Regions from separate parts of the Homo sapiens genome. Here region 2 is linked to region 1. The links are chromatin contacts, found by Hi-C in ENCODE. All regions are on one chromosome and are shown on one strand. The core of a region is the stretch at or near the end of the contact, and the rest is flanking DNA. Distances in the headings are between cores, read along the strand shown.

Region 1 (4,080 bases), core at 704-3,203:
AAAAAACCGGTGAAAATAAGGGCTTAATTTGTATATCAGCTTATTTGCAGTCATTATTTAAAAAAAAAACAACAGTGAAAATAAGGGCCAGGGCCTCCCAGAAATAAAAAGAAGCCCACTGTAGCAGAAGAGTGAGCAAGAGGGAGAAGGCCGTGCAATTAGGTTGAACAGGTAGGCCAGGCTCAGACCACACAGGGCCTTCTGGGCAATTTTAACTATTTTTTTAGTCCCTGTTCTAGGGGCATGGGCATAAATAATGTCAATGTTATCAGTTGAAATTTGGAAACATCTGAACAACTGCATTTAAAATTTTTCATCCGTATGTTTGTAATAGTCAAAAATCACAGGTTTAAAGTTGTAAACTATTGTGTAAGCTGACAACAAGAAATTAATCTGTTTCCAATGAAGATCAGAGCCTAAAACAATGGGCTTAAGTAGACAAAAGAAATTTACATTGGATATGGAGGGCAATTCTTGACTAAATGTTATGTGATACTGGCCATGTTACTGAGGCTTCTCTATCCTGGAAAAGTATATCTAGGCAGCAATATTCTCAGATCGTTACGAATCTGAGGGCTTTAAAACCATGGTCCATGCAAGATGAAGATTTAAACCATCTAAAGAACTTTTAAAATATATTTCAGATATTGGAGTTCCAGTTTGACTTCCTTTTAAAAAAGTTCTGTGGAAAATGGATGCAGAGTTTGAAAATAGCTGGATCTAGAGTATCTTTCATACTAGCTATTAGTCAGTAATGTGATTCTAAAACCTAATTTTGTCTTATATTTATCTTATATTTATCCATTTCAGATCTCTCTCCTGTGCTCCAGAACCCTATATTTAACAGTCATTAGACACCTCTACTTCTTATCCCACAGACTTAACCTTCTAAAACTTGATTTAGTCTTTTTCCTCCTAACTGCTCCTAGCCAAGTGAATGTAACCACCACCATTTATCTGTTAGCCCAAACTGGAAACTGGGGAGCCAATTTTGATCTTTTCCTTTGTCTCCATGCTTACCAGCTATCTGTCTTATGGATTCCAACTCCTCAGAACCACTTGGATTAATTAACTAATTAACTCTTCTTCTCCACTTCTGTTACAGTTGCCCTCCCTAGATCCTCAACAGGGTTACTGCACCTGCTCCCTGAGTGATCTCTCTGTCTAGTCTAGACTGCTTCCAATCCATCTTCTATACTGCTCTCCACCAAGTGAGCTTTCTAAATACAAATCTGATCATGGCACTGCCTCTTTAAATGCTTTCATTGTTTCCCACGTCTGTGAAAAGTCCACACTCCTTAGGATGGTGTGCAAAGTGCTTCACCCTCTCTCTCTAGCATCCTTCCTCCCACTCCATTTCCCTTAATTTTTAAACCTAGCTATGCAAACTTCAGGCACTTTGTCAGATGTGCCAGGCCCTCTCTCACTGTTGCCATGCTGCTCTCTTGGCCCAGAATGTCCCTGCTTTCCCTTCCTCATCCTTCATGATTGAACTTAGTTATTAGTTCTTCCATGAAGCCTTCCCTCAACTTCTCTACCCCAGCCTGAGAAAGGTGCTCATACTATGAAAAGGACTGTGTAATTGTATTTTGCAGTTTACAAAGTTCTTTTACATATATAATCATTTAATTCTTGTAAAAGGATAGATTGGGTAGACTTGTATCCATTTTATAGATGACATACAGAATCATTTAATTCTTTTTCAAAGGCTAGATGGGGTAGATTAACATCCACTTTATAGGCAAGGCTGGGGGAATTGACATCCAAGGCCGGGTGACTGATTAGTGACAGAGCTGGGTTATGGTCAGAGACTGTGGCCTCAGTCTTCTGACTTCAAATGCAGTGCCCTTTTTCATCTAGCCTGCTGAAACAGAATCAGAGGAGAAAGCAGAGGGTGTGCCCTCCAGACTGTGGCAGGCTGCCACAGAAACAGAGAAATCATCCTGCCCGCTTCCACCTCCCCCGGTTCACTCTGATCTAGCCTAGCAGGAAATCTTTTCATGTAGCACAGCATTTCAGGCCGAGCAATGCATTTTTAAACTTTGAAAAATGACATTTCCCCTGACATTTCTGGAAGTACTTCCAAAAATGAAAGCCAATTAACCAGCAACTTTGTTGATTAATTCATTACCTAATTAGGGCTGTGAGGACATTTTGAAATAGTCAGATGAAAGAGGTTGGATAAGAGCACTAAGAACAGAAACTTTTCCTGATGTTTCAGGCTCTGTGGCTTGGGGCCTGGGGAAAATTGTATATTCAGGACAGAAAATGAAGGGGAGGACTTTTCTCTGAGAACAGATTTTAGTGGTCTGATTGAGTTGGCAACATGAAAGCCTGTTGGGGCATAAAGACTGAGAAGAACTCACATCTCCCCCCAGATTTGCCCTGTGGGCTAAATTGTGCCCTCTCCCTACCCAATCCATATGGTGAAGACCTAAACCCTTATGGGACTGTATTGGAGTTGGGGCTTTTAGGAGGTAATTAAATGAGGTCATAAGGGTGGAGTCCTAATGTGACAGGATTGATGGCTTTATAAGAAGAGGAAGAGAGAGACTGCTCACTCCCTCTCCTGGCCGGGCCTGGTGGCTCACACCTGTAATCCCAGAACTTTGAGAGGCCAAGGTGGTCGGATCACCTGAGGTCAGGAGTTCGAGACCAGCCTGGCCAAAATGGCAAAATCCCGTCTCTACTAAAAATACAAAAATCAGCTGGGCATGGTGGCGGGCGCCTGTAATCCCAGCTACTCAGGAGGCTGAGGCAGGAGAATCGCTTGAACCCAGGAGGCGGAGGTTGCAGTGAGCCGAGATTGCACCACGGCACTCCAGGCTGGGGTACAGAGTGAGACTCTGTCAAAAAAAAAAAAAAAAAAAAAGAAAAGAAAAGAAGAGGAAGAGAGAGATTGCTCACTCCCTCTCCCATGCACCAAGGAAAGGCCATGTCAGCACATGGTGAGGTGTCCACTGCAAGCCAGGAAGAGAGCCCTTACCAGGAACCCAAGCAGCTGGGCCTTGATCTTCAACTTCCAGACTCCAGAGCTGTGAAAACAATAAATTTCTGTTGTTTAAGCCACCTAGTGCATGGTATTTTGTTACAGTAGTCCAAGCACACTATAATAATTTCTATGACCACCTCAACCCTGGTACACTAAGAACAGATAGCTCAGCATAGGACTCAAATGGAAAAGCTAGACGGATTTCTGCCCACCCTTGCTTTGTGCCCACATTTAGAGGAGAAGACAGAAGGATTTGGTGCCTTCTTTGCTAGTGGGTGTCCTTCTCTTGACTTTTGTTTGTCTTTTTACATTTATTGCATTCAGATAACTAATTATTTATTCCTTAATGTGTCAGGTGCTGTTCTAATTTTTTTTTTTTTTGAGACTGAGTCTTGCTCTGTTGCCCAGGCTAGAGTGCAGTGGTATGATCTCGGCTCACTGCAACCTGGGTCTCCCGCGTTCAAGCGATTCTCCTGCCTCAGCCTTCCGAGTAGCTGGGATTACAGGCACCTGCCATCACGCCCTGATAATTTTTGTATTTTTAGTAGAGACGGGGTTTCACCATGTTGGCCAGGCTGGTCTCAAACTCCTGACCTCAAGTGATCTGCCTGCCTTGGCCTCCCAAAGTGCTGGGATTACAGGTATAAGCCACCGCGCCCGGCCTGTTCTAAACATTTTACACATATAAACTATTCCATTTAGCTTGAAACCTCAATTACAGGGCATGCCTGACACTGATGCTCCTTGTTACATAGTAGACTCGAGGTAACATTGATTTGCTTTGACTGCCAAACATTATTTAGAACACTTATGAGAAGGAGGCCAGGTGCAGTGGCTCACCCCTGTAATAGGAAGCCAAGGCGGGTGTATCACTTGAGGACAGGAGTTTGAGACCAGCCTGGCCAACATGGTGAAACCCTGTCTCTACTAAAAATACAAAAATTAACTGGGCATGGTGGCACACGCCTGTAGTCCCAGCTACTTGGGAGGCTGAGGCAGGAGAATCACTTGAACCCAGGAGGCGGAGGTTGCAGTGAGCTGAGATCGTGCCACTGCACTCCAGCCTGAGCAACAGAGCGAGACTCTGT
Region 2 (4,080 bases), core at 862-3,361, 45 kb before region 1:
GCAACTTCCCCCTCCAGGTTCATGCAATTCTCCTGCCTCAGCCCTCCGAGTAGCTGGGATTACAGGTGCATGCCACTACACCCGGTTAATTTTTGTATTTTTTTTTTTTCAGTAGAGATGGGATTTCACCATGTTGGCCAGGCTGGTCTGGAACTCCTGACTTCAAGTGATCCGCCCGCCTCAGCCTCCCAAAGTGTTGGGATTACAGGTGTGAGCCACCGCGCCTGGCCCAATAGCTTTTTTCTTACTGACTAAAGTAATATATATCTTCAACACAGCTTCTTAATCATACTATCATAATCATACTACCTACTTGCTTTTTGAAGATATTTTTCTTCTGAGATCTTTGGATTCCTACTCCAAAGAGAAGTTTGTGCAGATCGGTACTCAACCAAACACCTTGGGCCAGCAAAGCCTTGAGGGCCCTCTGCACCTTCCTGTGCTGCTCTCACATCTCCAGGACCTGACTCTGCAAATTCTAGCCACCTTGGCCACACTGAACTCTGCTCTCTGCACACCTCTGGGAAAGCTCTGTCTTAGTCCCCCTCCCTGCACTGAAGCCTGGAAACTGCCCCCAGGGAGACAGCTGGTGCAAAGGTAAACTCACTGTGTTTGTTTCTCTTCTCTCAGAGATCTAGGTCCTCAGCTGCTTTCTTTCCAAAATCCAAAAGATATTTTATTATATATGTTGTCCAGTTTTCTAGTTGTTTTAGGCAGAAGGGTATTAATAAATATCTAATTTCTCTTATTTCATCTTGGTTGGAAGTGAAAATCCCTTCTGGCCATCTTCAAATAACTCAAACCCAGGGGAACTGTGAAATAGTGCCTAATATGCATTACCTTTGCATAAAAACATTCATTTATAGTCCAACTGTATATAACTGCTGATCAAAAATTATATTTCAAATATGTTAAACTATATTTTAGAATCAGAAATTCTGTGTTTGAGTCTTGACTCTGTTCACTGTCAGCTATATGAACAATTCTGAGCTTCAATTTCTTCTATAAAATGAGGACTATAATATTTACTCTTTTTGGTTGTTGTGAGGATGAAGAAAGGGGTGTGTGTGTGTGTTCCTACCACAACACCTGGCTTTTAAGTATTCAATAAATATTTGTTATCTTACTTTGCAAACCAGTATCCGCAATATCTTTTTGCTTTTTCCCTTCTTAGTCTGTACTCACTTCATTTCCCATCTTTATAAGAATTTGTAAAGGATTCTATTCATACCTCTCCAACACTCCTGTTAATAGTTAGTAATGGGCTGCATGCAGTGGTTCATACCTGTAATCCCAGCACTTTGGGAAGCTGAGGTGGGCAGATCGTTTGAGCCCAGGAGTTCAAAACCAGTTTGGGCAAGATGGCAAAACCCTGTCTCTACAAACAAATTAAAAAAAAAATTAGCCAGGCATGGTAGCACATGTCTGTAGTCCCAGCTACTTGGGAGGCTGAGGTGGGAGGATTACCTGATCCTAGGAGGTTGAGGCTGCAACCTCGGTGAGCTGTAATCGCGTCACTGCACTCTAGCCTCAAAAACAAAAAAGAAACAAAATGTTAGTAATGGCTAAGCTCCTTTGACTTAAAAAACATTATTTTCATTCACAACTGAACTTATATCATATGCCTGGCTGTAGAATCAGGAGAGAAGGGTTTGAATAATAACCCTGTCATTTCACTGCAAAATCGCATATTATTTATTTCTATTTCCTGTTGTCAATGACAGATATTTTTCTCACTCAGTCCTACAGTTTCCTTTTATCCCTAAAAGCACTCAAATGACTCAACTGTTTATAATTAGCCACACACTCACTAATTAGTACTGAATACTTAAAACGTAAGTGCAGGAATGGACTATTACTCATACTGTTAAGAACAGTAGAACACAAAGAATGTCCTACTTCATAAAAGTCATTTCACACAAGAGACTAGGTTCTGAGATGGACTGAAGAATTCTTAGGTCACTACTTTCCTTTCTATTTCTCAGACACATGGTGTTCTGCCAAAATCTACATGTGTATTTTCTGGACAAATTTGTGGGGAACTACATTAAGCAGTGCCTGGGAGGTCAGAAGTGGTATAATCCTTCCCAGACTCTCACAGCACTAGCTCTCTAACTCTGGAATGCACCAGGATTACGCAGGGTGCTTGTGGAAATGAAAATCTGGAGTGCAATAATCTGTATTATCAATTCACACTCTAGGTCATTCTGACGTAAGAGGCCCTCTGCTCACACTTAAATAAATATTGTCAATGTGATTAGATTCTAGACAGCAATCGTAGCAGAAGAATTTGAGGTTGAAAAACTTAAGCTTACGTAGCAAAAAATAGGAGTGGAAGCCCAACTACATGAGTGAACCTATAAAAGCCACATAAATATTTTTATGCTCATTAATAATATAATAATAATAACTAAATCACATAAGCTTACACCATGCCAGGTACTGTTCCAAGTGCTTTATATAATCTTAGCTCATCTAATCCTCAACACACATTACTGAGTACCACTAGTATTCCCATTTGTTTTTAAAATAGACTTTGTTTTTTAGAGCAGTTTTGGGTTTATAACAAAATTGAGCAGAAGGTATAGAGGCTTCCCATATACCCATCCCCTAACAGACTCCCCAACAGAGTGGTAAGTTTGTTATAATCAACTTACGCTGACACATAATTATCACCCAAAGTCCATAGTTAACATTATGTTAACTCTGTGTTGTGCATTCTGTGGGTTTAGAATGCACTCTGTGTTGTGCATTCTGTGGGTTTAGAAAAGGTATAATGATACTTACTATAGTATCATGCAGAGTGATTTCACTGCTCTAAAAATCTTCTGTGCTCCAACTATTAATCTCTCCCTCTCCTTGAAACCCTGGGAACCACTGATTTTTTGTTTTTTTATATACTTTAAGTTCTAGGGTTCATGTGCACAATGTGCAGGTTTGATAGATAGGTATACATGTGCCATGTTGGAACCACTGATCTTTTTACTGTCTCCATGGTTTTGTCTTTTCCAGAATGTCACAGGGTTGGAATCATACAGTAGGTAGCCTTCTCAGATTGATTTCTTTCACTGGACAATGTTCATTTAAGGTTCCTCCATATCTTTTCATAGCTTAATAGCTTGTTTCTTTTTAGCAGTGAATAATATTCCATAGTCTGGATACATCACAGTTTATTTATCCACTCACCTATTGAAGCACATCTTGGTTGCTTCCAAGTTTAAGCAATGATGAACAAAACCGCTATACACATTCATGTGCAGATTTCTGTGTAGACCTAAGTTTTCTGCTCATCTGAGTAAATACCAAGTAGCACAACTGCTGATTATATAGTAAGCATGTATTCAGTTCTGTATATTATTCCTGTTTATAGATGAGGAAACTAAGACAAAGAAAAGTCAAATAATTTGCCTAAAGTTACACAGTTATTAAGCACTAGAACTGGAATTTGAATTCCCACAGTTCAGCTCCAGAGTTTGTGCTGTTAAGGACTACACATATAGTTTCTGAACAATAAAGACCTATTAAATAATAAAATTTACAAAAATAGTTTTAAATATTTAATTGGCTTTTATTCACGATTCATGAACTAGGCAACATAATATTCGCTCTACAAAATAGAATGGAGCTCCACTGTGTGTGGCAGGACAATTGGCTTTTTATAAGGCAGCTGCAGCAGGAACAGGGAAACAGCCCAGTACAAAGAGCAGACTGGTTATCCTCTGGTCACTTTCCTTGTATGAGTTTAAGCAGATGTGAGTTCCTTATGCTGGCCAGGTTGACTGGGCCCCTTCCAACTGGTTGCTGCAAATCTCCTGTTTTGTTTTGCTTTTTCCTAGAAAACTGGCCCATTTGGGGATTTCCTGTTGGTTTGTGTTTTAAGTTTTAGCTTAATTATGTGGCATGTAGCATGAGTGACTCCATTTTGGTTTGGTCTATTAGAGTCTAGTGTAGAAACTCGGTCCAAATCAATGGGCTCACATAAATTTTATTTACCAAATCTGTTTTCCTTTGTGCAGATATTGATAATTTACTGATTTTTTAATCCAAATTTTTATTCACTGTTATCTCAGACAAATATCA

What was found. A loop is a pair of places that touch in the nucleus more often than their neighbours do. Pooled maps may share reads with other maps.
Region 2: a map of endothelial cell of hepatic sinusoid shows a loop between it and region 1 (4-fold over the local background). The contact joins two enhancer-like sites. A Hi-C loop is called at or near these places in 11 of 168 maps with a recorded cell type or tissue (GM23248, HepG2, K562 and 8 more), 1 of 37 single-sample maps with no recorded cell type and 13 of 50 pooled maps.

The regions. Positions count from the first base shown.
Region 1 is chr9:94,009,169-94,013,248 of GRCh38, reverse strand. No RefSeq gene overlaps it. Among named protein-coding and RNA genes, the nearest start is that of BARX1-DT, 55 kb to the right of the region's middle. Within about 2 kb of position 1,953, at least 3 of the 41 ENCODE cell types and tissues checked have a DNase peak (open chromatin) inside an H3K27ac peak, as active enhancers do.
Region 2 is chr9:94,054,567-94,058,646 of GRCh38, reverse strand. It overlaps a transcript of PTPDC1 not described here. Among named protein-coding and RNA genes, the nearest start is that of PTPDC1, 28 kb to the left of the region's middle. Within about 2 kb of position 2,111, at least 4 of the 41 ENCODE cell types and tissues checked have a DNase peak (open chromatin) inside an H3K27ac peak, as active enhancers do.